2 separate regions of the Homo sapiens genome follow, and region 1 is linked to region 2. The links are chromatin contacts, found by Hi-C or POLR2A ChIA-PET in ENCODE. All regions are on one chromosome and are shown on one strand. Each heading gives the region's core, a stretch centred on a gene start or an enhancer-like site at or near the end of the contact. The rest is flanking DNA. Distances are from core to core; before and after follow the strand shown. Region 1 has its middle 20 kb from the start of LINC02344. Region 2 holds the start of STARD13 (StAR related lipid transfer domain containing 13).

Region 1 (5,784 bases), core at 1,264-3,763, 70 kb before region 2:
GCTGGCACTGCTGGGGGACCCAGTACACCCTCCGCAGCCACTGGCCCGGGTGCTAAGTCCCTCATTGCCCGGGGCCAGCAGGGCTGGCTGGCTGCTCCGAGTGTGGGGCCCGCCAAGCCCACGCCCACCCGGAACTCCAGCTGGCCCGCAAGCGCCGCACGCAGCCCCGGTTCCCGCTCGTGCCTCTCCCTCCACACCTCCCTGCAAGCTGAGGGAGTGGGCTCCAGCCTTGGCCAGCCCAGAAAGGGGCTCCCACAGTGCAGTGGGGGGCTGAAGGGCTCCTCAAATGCCACCAAAGTGAGAGCCCAGGCAGGGGAGTTGCCGAGAGCAAGCGAGGGCTCTGAGGACTGCCAGCATGCTGTCACCTCTCACCAGCACACTCGGTTAATTTTTGTATTTTTAGTAGAGATGGGGTTTCATATGTTGGCCAGGCTGGTCTTGAACTCCTAACCTCAAGTGATCTACCCACCTCGGCCTCCCAAAGACTGGATTTAAAGATGGATGGTAAACATTTGAGTCTTGGTTCCGCAACTTATTAGCTGATGATCTTGATCAAATCATATAACTTTTCTGAATTTGTTTCCCTGCCTGTTTTGTTTTGTTTTTCTAAAGAGTAGCTGCTGACCTCATGTGCTTGTTATGTTAAATAATGCTTACAAGACGCATTATCCTGGGTAGTGCTAAACTAGAGCAAGGTCTTATTAATGATGAAATTCCTAAAGAAAATGCCATACCTACACAGATTAATTAACAAGGTGGGAGTTAGTACTGAGATATCTCCAGAAGATTTTCCTCTAGAATGTGGAACACATGCTGCCTGTCTTTAGAGATGCCAAAGGTTTGTTGAACACATATTTGTGGAATAAATATAATTGGAGTGGAGGGTTACCCCATGGAAGGTGACAAGGGTCCCAGCCCCTTTCAAGTGTCCACACCAGTAAACATACTTAATCAGCCTTGATTTATGTCAGCAGTTGGAGCACAACTAGGGCCACCAGGAGAAACCTGTGTCACTCTAGGAATACAGATCTTTGTTGAATAAATATCTTTTTATGCATGCAAGTAGGAAATGTACTTGCTCCATATGCAGATTTTCCCTAAACTTTCCTATTATTTACAATACCTTTCATTTTGATGACACTTTGAATTATAAAACACTCTCACATATAGTTTAAGTATGAGCAGGGTAGGTAGAACAAAGAGTTCTTTGCTGCATTTGACAGATAAGGAAGTCTATGTTTAGGGATATTAAATAGCTTCTATCTCTCCTACACCTTATCATTCCCAGAGCTAAGATGTGAATCCTATTCTCGTACCTCCCACATCCAGTGCTAGTTTATAATTCTCATGAGTGACTTCTTGCTGTTTAGCATGAGGCTATTCAGAATTTGGCTGGACTGGAATCTCATGAGAATTGCAGAAATGGTTTAGGCAAAATAGTAGCAACAACAACAATAGCAATTAAAATGTAATGCATGCTCATTATATGCCAGGCATCATTCTAAATATTTTGCATGTATTATTGCATTTGATCCTTGCCAAAAATCCTATGAGGGAAGCATTATTATAATCCCCATTTTATAGATGCTGAGGCTGAGGAACTCAGAAAATGGGTAACTTATGGAGATTACACAGCTAGTAGGTGCGGAGCCATGGTATGAACCTAGTTGGCTACCTCCTCTGTCTATGCCATCAGCCACTTCCCTGTACTGCCTATGGGAGCTGGGGACTGGGGCTTTCACTGCTCTTCAGATGATGTGTTCATTGACCTTAAGAAGCTCAGTAGCAATGGAAGAATGCTTCACAGTGTATGTTTGAGGTCTCAAACTACTCTATGTATACTAAGACAGTCATAACAAATTACCTAAATCGATATGCTAATGCGAGGTTGTGTGGTAAGCTAAATTACTTACTCAACCTTTATAAAACAGACAGTCTGAAGGATAGCACAAGTGATGTCAAGATGATTTCAATCACTGGAAACGTCTTCAATCCAATGGCCTGTGAATGCCATCAGAAATTTGTAAGACACTTACCCAACGTCTCCCATATGGTAATCATGGTCCCCCCAAAGTGTACATGAAAATATAGAAAGGAATTGTGATATTTGTAAAGTTGATGACCATGATATGACATTGAGCCTGAAGATTCAAAGCATTTACCAGTCTACATCAGGAAAATATGAAACACAGCCAAAGTTATTAATTGGCAATGCAGAGCTTACAGCTAACACTAAATTTTGCTTCCAAGAAAGTGTGGAGCCTGATGCTTTTTTAATTAACAGAACAAAACCCGAAAAGCAATCAAAATTGTTAGCATTCAAAGACTGGCAGATTCAGAGCATGGCAATGGGACACACAGATAGACCAATCAGGGCAGGCACAGATTGGTGACTGTGATCCAAGGACCCAGCTTGAAAAGTCAGCTTCTCCAGAACTTTCAGCAACACTTTTAAAATGAGGAAATAAGTAACATGAGATTGCATTTCACAATCTCCAACAGCATGTCCCTGAAATGGAGCGAAGGATACACCAAAGGAAGAGTTGCTACATCCCATCTCTCCTGGGAAAGGAACATGCTGCAGGGAGAGAGTTGCGAGAGCTCTTCACCCTTCTACCCTGCAGCAAAGGAAAATGGGTCTCCTCAAGGAAGGCATTTCCCCACAGCAAAGCTGCAAGCAACATGAAATAATGCACCATGACTATGGGTTCTTGGCAAAGGATTCCTGGCCTGGTACAGTTAGAAATTGGGCTCTATTCTCAAGCAAAGGGTTCCAACAAAAAAATACCGCAGCAAGCAGACCGTGGAATGTGCTTCTCCACTCTTCCATACGGGGTGATGGCACAGAATCAGAGTTGAACATGGGAGGGAAGTGGAAGGGATAAAAATGTAATGGAATTGCAGAGTTGTTGGCATTCAGATGTGTAGGTGGTGGGTGGCAAGTCCTGCTTATTGCCTGTGGTTGTGAGAGGCAATGGTGATGGGTCTTATTACATAGCAGTAAGAGAAGGAGAAAAAAATATATATCTTTTCATTTGTCAAAGTTATTTATCGCAGGATTATTTGTAATTTTAGAAATTTGGAGAAAAATATTCAAAATTGTGAAAGCTTTAAAATAAATTATAGTGTGTTTATCCCACAGAATTTTAGATATTCATTAAAAACTACATTTTAAAAGAAAATACATTGGAAAAATGCTCACAATCTACTGCTTAGTGAAAAAAAATGAAAAACTTGGTATAAAAATTCTTCCAAGTTTTTTTAATATGCAAGGAAAAAAATAAAAAGGAAAATTTTCAAATGTTATCAGCTCTCTTTTTGGTAATATTACAGGTACTTTTAATGTTTCTATTACAATTTTTGTGTTTAAAAAACTATAATTATCAGTATGTATATTTAAAATTAATAAATATTATATAAGAAAAGAGTGATAATTAATGAGAATGAAGCAATATCACCATAAGCATCCTTAAAATTTACACTTAGACTAAGGAGCAGATCCTAGTGGTAACCAGTCATTTAAAACTATAGGAATAGTCATTCAGTCAGTAAATGATCCTACTCCTACTATGTGCTGTTCACTGAAAAAGGTACAAGAGGTTGAGAAATAAAAGTTCTGTGCTAGTCCTACCTGGAGGAACTCAGGACTGCAGGGACAGCTGAGAAGAAACAGGTAAGGACACTGAACTCTGGCTCTTTGATAAGTGCTCCTCCGGCAGTATCCCCAAAGCATGGAAGAAACACAATGGAAGAGGAATCCATCCAGCCACTGGGATTTGTAGAAGGATTAAGGAGGAGGTGACATCTGAGTACATCTGAGTTGAATCTCGAAGGATGAGTGAAGAACAAAAAAATTAGGGTAAGGGCATTCAAGAACAGCTAATGTATAAAGACGTAGAGTGCAGTGAGACCAAGAGCTTTCAAATGGGACTCTTTTTATGCTGAAATTCAGGGAAGGGAAAGAGAAAACCTGAACTAAATCAGTTACTCAGGAGATAGAGAAGTGGGGGAAGATTGAAGCAGCATAGGATGTATGGAGGTGTTTCAGATGTCTTCTAGATTTCTCTCTCAGTCACTAGATGGGTGGTAGCACCAGGTGGCTCACATAGGAAATAGAGATGAAAGAGCAGGTTTGGAAGGAAAGTTTTGGAGATACCCATCCGGAAGGGAAACAATACATGGCCCTAGAGTAGAATCATTCATTTACTCTGCAAGTATTTACTGATCATAACTGTCTGGGACTGTTTTAGGCACTGAGGATGCACAAGCAAGTAAGACGGACAGGGCCTCAGCTCTTATGGAGCTCACAGTCTGCCTGGGAGACCAACCACAAACAAACAAACACAATGTCTGGAAGTGGAAGCGCTATAAGGAAAACTAAACTGGATGCCGTGAGAAGGAGCTATTTTGGTTGGGTGTCAGGGAAGGCTTCTTGAAAGGGCTCAGGATAGATTTGGGCTAGGACAGTAATGTAATTATAATAGTATTGTTGTTGGAAGCATAGGTTAAGTCTTTTCTATGTGCCAAATGGATTATTTCATTTAATCCACAATGCAATCGTCTAGGGAGGTACTACTGAGAGGCAGAAACATATGCAGAATCAAATGGGACACTGCCTTTAGCCACACTCTTAACCACATATACTTTCTATCTATAGCCTGTCAGGCCTTAAGAAGGACCATGTGAGGCCATCTGTGAAAAGGAGGAACCCAGGGGAGGGTGTCGCCTGACAGCCACGAGACAAGCCTGTGTCAGAGGAAGGAAATGGGCTACAGTGTCCAATGGTCCATGCACCCTGGAAAGGACAACAATAACTGGAACACGTTGTTAGATTTAGCAACCAGATGATTATTGGTGACCTTGGCAAGATCACGTTCATTGAGGAAGGGAGGAAGCCCAGATTGCAGTGTTGACAGGGAAAGACTTCTCTTCCCAGGGACACAGGGTAGAGGCAGTGGGCTTTAGGATGGCTGCTGTTATTTTAGTTTTGGTTTATTTAAAAGCAGGGTGAGACTGGAGGGTTGAGCCTGTGGAGAGGCAGAGATTGAGGGTATGTGAGGGAGAGGAAATAACCAATGTAGCAAAGTACCTGTAGGGACAAGAAGGGAAAGAAAGCCCAACACAGGTGAGGGACGTGGTCTCGGGCTGGAAGAGCAACACCTCTTCCGCTGCGATGGGAGGGAAGACAGTAAGCAAGAAGGTAGGTAGGGCTAGGGGGTTACCTGAGTTCTTTTCTCCTAATAGGTGATATTTTCATCTGGTGAAGGCCCCACAGGGGATGCTACCTAAGGTTCAACTTTGAAACAGATCTTGGGGAGAATGAGAGCGGATGCTGTACAGATTACTCCAAGTAGCCCTGAGGTTCCTGTTGAGGTTGGAACACTTGGCATTTGTGGCGGCTCCATCTGCACAGCTGTGTGGTTTCTTCCAACAGGGCCAGCAGCCGGGGCTGGCAGAGAGCTGGGCCATGCTGGGTGGCACACACTGCTCAGCCGGCACCTGTTCCAGGCAGATCATTTCCGTCTTTCATCTGGCTTCTCTTGGACAGTCCTCAATTCATGGGCCATCCAACAGCCAGAACTAAACAAATGTGCAATTCCAGAATTTAGTCTTCAAATTAGTCATTTAAGGAAAACTCCTAATCAATGGCATCTGAATATAAAATATGTGCTAGAATAGAAAGTAGTAGGGGCCCACGCTCTTGAGAGCTAAATGATCACTGAAATAGCTTGAATGGTTATGTTCTGTTCCCGTGTATATAATGTTAAAACTATTGCGTCTGTT
Region 2 (5,314 bases), core at 629-3,128:
TGCAATATGGTGCTCGACCTTTCTCCATTCGAGCTTCTGCCGAGCAGTTCCTTAGGTCTCAGATCCCTTTCACCTTCCACAGACGATGCTATGGAACAGAAAAACTGCTGCTCAAATCCTAAATAAGAATGGAAAGTGCACAGTATGGCCCCATAGATCTTTCTTTCCCTTCCTGCCATGAAGCCAACCTGAAAACAAAGACATGATGACTCTTGTGTAACCACCCGAAGAGGCTGACAATTACCAACTACGTGAGGTAGTAGGCAATTGTCACATGCTGGGCTGCAGAGATCGTGCTTAACTTGTTTATTCTCATAGCGGGACAGTTATACAAGACGAGCTGCTTCTCAGAATCAGGCTAGCAACAATTCCCTCAGGGAAAGTTGTTAAGGCTTATGGGCCTCGGAGAGCCAGAGTAAGAAGAATCAAAGTCCTAATTTAAATCCTGTTAAACTTTTAATTTGGAAATAATGTAGAAATAATTTCTCATTATTAGACTATAAATTCCCAGCCAGGCTATGTTTCCGTCAGCCAAATGTAGAAGCAACTTGGTCATATACTTTTTGTATCAAAGAACTTTATTCTTTCAGCCCCAGGCTCAGAATTTGATAACATGTTTTCTGTGGACTTTTTCTCTTCACATCAAACAATGTTAAAGAAGAAAAACAGGGAAAATTATAATGACATATACATATATGTCACTCAGTGTGTGTATGTATATATATACACACATATATACACATATATATACACACATATATATATACACGTATATATATACACACACACTCAGATATGGCCAAACTGAATTACTAGCAGTTTGCTTAAACCATATACTCTGGTTCTGGATCTGCACACATGGGTACCTACAGTCTCTTGCAAAGCCCTCCCCAGCCTCTGCCTATCAGAATTCCCCCCATTTTAAAAAGCCTATCCAAATGTCTCTTTCTCTATCTGGCTTGCAATCATCACCCCAGTCAAAAATAATATTGCTCACCTAGCATTGTGTTTGCGTCCTTTTTGAGACATATATATGGCCTCATGTTAGAAGCTTTTGTATAACTTCTCAATGGGTCCTTAGCAGGTTGATGACAGTATCTTTGAAGTACCTTTGCAACTTCTGCAGTGATTCTTGTCTTAAATGATTCAGTGTCTTAAATGTGATAGGCACCTTCTAAGTATTTTACCTCTAGGTGATTAAAAATTGGGGAAGTAGAGAAATCAAAGAGGAAAGGATGCTTAATACGTAACGCGTGTGTACTTTGCCTCTCTGAGTCTTATCTGTAAGAGCCCTCCAATTCCCATCACGTGAGGGTCAGGATCTGTGGTGTATTCACTCCTGGTGTTAAAGCCCTTGAAGTTTATTTTTCACTGGAAAAGTTTTTATTTGAGTTGTTTCTTGATAATGAAGGTGGTGGCTTACGCTCAGCTGTTGATGCTTGTTTGAAGTAGTTTTTTTTTGTTGTGTTGTGTTTTTTAAATTTAAGAGATTTATCAGGTCCATCTTTTACCTGGCTGCTGCTGCCCTGTAGAAAGCGAAGGAGCTTTCTCTAACTTTGACAGGCTGAAAAGTTTCCTGAGCCCTGGACTTGTTTGTCTTCTACTTGTTTTGCCCTTCCCTCTCTCTTTTTCTTTCGACTCCTTTAGTGAGGGCTGCTTTTGGGTGCTTCGTCAGCTCTGAGGCACGTCAAATACGTGTATTTTGCTTTCAGCGTTGTGTGAGGGACCCTGGCGGCTGGAACTGCCTCTGGTCGGGGCTTAGGGCTGACTGCAAACGTTCCCATTTTCCTCTCTTCCTCTCATTGGTTCCCGAGGTCACGTGAGGGCCCCGGGGGTTGGAATTCTGAGTTGTGGCTTTGGCACTCCTCTTTCTTTTTAAAAATCGCTGGGTCTGTTGAGCTGTCCTGGGCTGGGTGCCTTGCTCTTTGACTGAGACTGGAGACAGACGGCAACAGCCACAGGCAGACTGAGGTGGCAATAGGAAATCTGCCGAGATGTTCAGTCAGGTGCCCAGGACCCCAGCCTCAGGCTGCTACTACCTAAATTCCATGACACCTGAGGGCCAGGAGATGTACTTGCGATTTGATCAGACTACAAGACGCTCTCCTTACAGGATGAGCCGGATTCTAGCACGCCATCAGCTAGTGACTAAAATTCAACAAGGTGAGTGGCCGGCAGTGGAAGGCTGTTGCTCATTCTGATTTCTGTTGGCTCTATTTCATGCTAACCCAGTTTTTTTTGTTTGTTTGTTTCCACTTTATAACATATGGATTTCTATGCCACACTACCCGTAACTTTGAAAAATAACTTTAGGCTGCAGTTTTCAGCAAACAGGACAGTCCTTAGCTGCCACATAGCTCAACATAAAGTGCACAAAAAACTTCACGGTGGGACAGTGAATCATAAATTCCCAAACTGACGTGTGTCTACAGAACAGATGAGAACTGTTACTCAGTGTGTATCTTAGGAGCTTTTCTGCAGTTTCCTCACACTCCGTCACATTTAAAATGTGGACACTTGTTTATTTCATTAGGGAGGAGGCGAGGGACTAATGTCCACCCTGCCCAGAGTATTTCGAATATCCTTAGTGAAGAGGAGGAAAGCAAGAATTCTGTTCTAAAGGCCACCAGGCTAAGCACTAGAATCGCATTCTCTTCCTGTTTGTATGTTTATGTCAGCAGTTGCCACAGATGTGTTAATATTGTTTTCCTGGTAGAGAATTAAGGTGTTCGTTCATCTCAAAACAAATCCCGTAACCTGCACACAAAACTCCAGCTTCCTAATGCAAAGAGAAGAGAATATTGATTATAAGCTGCTTGATATTCTTTTTATTCCCAGCCCCTCAAAATACCAGCCTGGAAGTCTGGACATTACTAAAATTTACCAGTCTCAAAAAAAAAAAAAATTTAAAACATGCTCCTTATAGGGTATATCAGTAGAAAGCAGAAAGACGAACATTCCTAAGAAGCCCCTAACACACACGTTTACAGTCAGTTAATGATCACCCTCCTCCTAGACTACAAAAAAGAAATTATTATATTGGTGCTAAATAAGTTAACCAGGAATTTTTAGAGCCGTTCCTAAGAAGCCCCTAACACACGTTGACAGTCAGTTAATGATCACCCTCCTCCTACACAACAAAAAAAGAAATTATTATATTGGTGCTAAATAAGTTAACCAGGAATTTTTAGAGCCATTATAAAAATACAGTTTCCACTTAAATAAATGAGTTTAAGATTATATTGAATATTAAAGAGGAAGTTGGGGTTTGTAATCATGAAAATCTTATTGTAATGTTTCCAGAAAGAACAATATGTATTCTAGCGGGCAGCATTTGATGAGATTGTTTCCTTGGAAATTAGGATTTGTTTGTAAAGGTTCAGGAACTAGTTATGTGTGAAGGATGCTGGTCCTTCCTACATGCTGGTCTGATTTCAGGAAGGATATTATGTCATTGCATAAACTCTGTGTCCAGGTCTTGATTGAATAGAAACAAAAGTAATTATTTCCCTGTGGCTAGATTTAAAAATACTTTAGGCTTAGAATAAAAACCAGCTCCACTTTGGTTTTAGAAATTTCTGACAATGGTGCCTTTCCAAATGCCATCATCTTTATGAACACCGAGGCTTAATGATGCGCTATCATCTACAAGATATAAATGTTCCTCAGCATGCATATCATATGAGAAATATTGCAGAGAACTAGCTGAAATTGCTTTGCAGACCTCCTTAGATGTATTTACAATAATTTATTTTATTTAAATATTATTTATGTTCTTTTTGGAATGAGGGTTATTTTTCCATTCAAGATTTGAAGTTGTGAACACATGCACTATCACTGAACGTGCCCTGTCACACAGACATATGGGCACCCTCAGTTTATGTTTCATTTTTGTCTAATTAGGTAATTTGAGAATTCCCTCTTTTTTATACTGGGCAATGGAGTGTTTGAAGTCAATGAATGCCTAACACTTAAAACTGACAGTTAAGATCACAGGGAAGCAATAAAGATTTCCAACAGTCTTGTGATTCAGAAATCATTATGTGTTAACATCATACAACTCTTTAGTAAGACAATGAGAAAGCAATGTGAAACAATTTTATTGAGTTTATTGTATTAGAAGATTGGTTTACTGTAATTTCAGAGAATGTGGATTAAACAGTTACAGCATACCAAAATCATTGTAGTTAATTTTTTTTATTATGCCCATTTTACAGATGAGAAAACAGAGGCACACAGATTTCAAGCATCTTATCCAAGGTCACCCAGTAGGAACTGATACTTGAATACAGCTTGACAGTCCATGCTCTGCAATACACTAGACTATTTTTTAGTTTTTATAATGAGTGCTAAAGTACTGAACCTATGATTGAGTTTCAGATTATATAATATACTAGAGACTTTTTAGACTTTTCTACTCAGGATACAGCAATACACTATATTATAGGACCAGAATTGGTCACTCATTATGAAATTTCCTGTCAGGTTATATTTCTCTAGTGGAAACAAAGTGCTACATGTTTTATTCTCTTTAACCAGTTACTACCCAATAACACAGGATGTCAAGTTATTTTACTAAAAGCTTTGTTTTCTTTTTGTTTTTGAGACAGAGTCTTACTCTGTCGCCGAGGCTGGAGTGCAGTGGTGTGATCATAGTTCACTGTAGCATTGACCTCCTGGGCTCAAGCGATCCTTCCACCTCAGCCTCCTCAGTAGCTGAGACTTACAGGAGTGTGCCACCATGCCTGGCTAATTTTTAAAACTTTTTTATAGAGACAGGGTCTCACTATATTGCGCAGGCTGGTCTCAAACTCCTGGGCTCAAGTGATCTTCCTACCTCAGCCTCACAAAGTGCGGGGATTACAAATGTGAGCCATTGTGCCCTGTCACTAACAGCTTTTAATCATTCCATTAATCATGTGCAAATAAAATTAATGACAGCATTATTTTCTGTAGTTTACAGGTTAGTATCTTAAAGTGACAGCCACATCACTAAAATTGTTTGCATTATTCTACTTTAGAGCTTTAAGATTTAGAATTATGTTAATTTGATTTAAGACATCATTACTTATAATTTCTCATGGTTGTTGGGAACAGTGGAAACAAGTAAGTTGCTCCCCACTGACCTCATTATAGTGAGATAATCATTGAATGGCGTGCACATGATTCAATAGCAGATACACTCATGGGGAGGAAAAACAAGGAGGAGAAATAAAGGAATCTTTGATGATGCATAGAATCAGAATTCATTATCCAAACCCAGGATGAATCTAAACTTGCTCATCTTAGGGTACACATCAAAACATACATGCAT

What was found. Hi-C counts contacts between places; a loop is a spot of excess contacts on that map. ChIA-PET counts read pairs that join two places held with the same protein, here RNA polymerase II (POLR2A). Pooled maps may share reads with other maps.
Region 1: a map of gastrocnemius medialis shows a loop between it and region 2 (2.2-fold over the local background). The contact joins the enhancer-like site here to the promoter of STARD13 in region 2. A Hi-C loop is called at or near these places in 20 of 168 maps with a recorded cell type or tissue (IMR-90, PC-3, PC-9 and 12 more), 1 of 37 single-sample maps with no recorded cell type and 22 of 50 pooled maps. POLR2A ChIA-PET finds 5 or more read pairs at or near these places in 4 of 52 experiments (AG04450, H1, HEK293T and 1 more).

The regions. Positions count from the first base shown.
Region 1 is chr13:33,352,385-33,358,168 of GRCh38, reverse strand. It overlaps a transcript of STARD13 not described here. Among named protein-coding and RNA genes, the nearest start is that of LINC02344, 20 kb to the right of the region's middle. Within about 2 kb of position 2,513, at least 2 of the 41 ENCODE cell types and tissues checked have a DNase peak (open chromatin) inside an H3K27ac peak, as active enhancers do; they include gastrocnemius medialis, where a contact is called at or near this core.
Region 2 is chr13:33,282,319-33,287,632 of GRCh38, reverse strand. It overlaps STARD13 (StAR related lipid transfer domain containing 13), which reads left to right and starts at 1,878. Exons shown (of 14, transcript NM_178006.4): 1 at 1,878-2,163. The coding sequence starts at 1,995. RefSeq lists enhancers at 1,576-1,705, 1,716-1,775.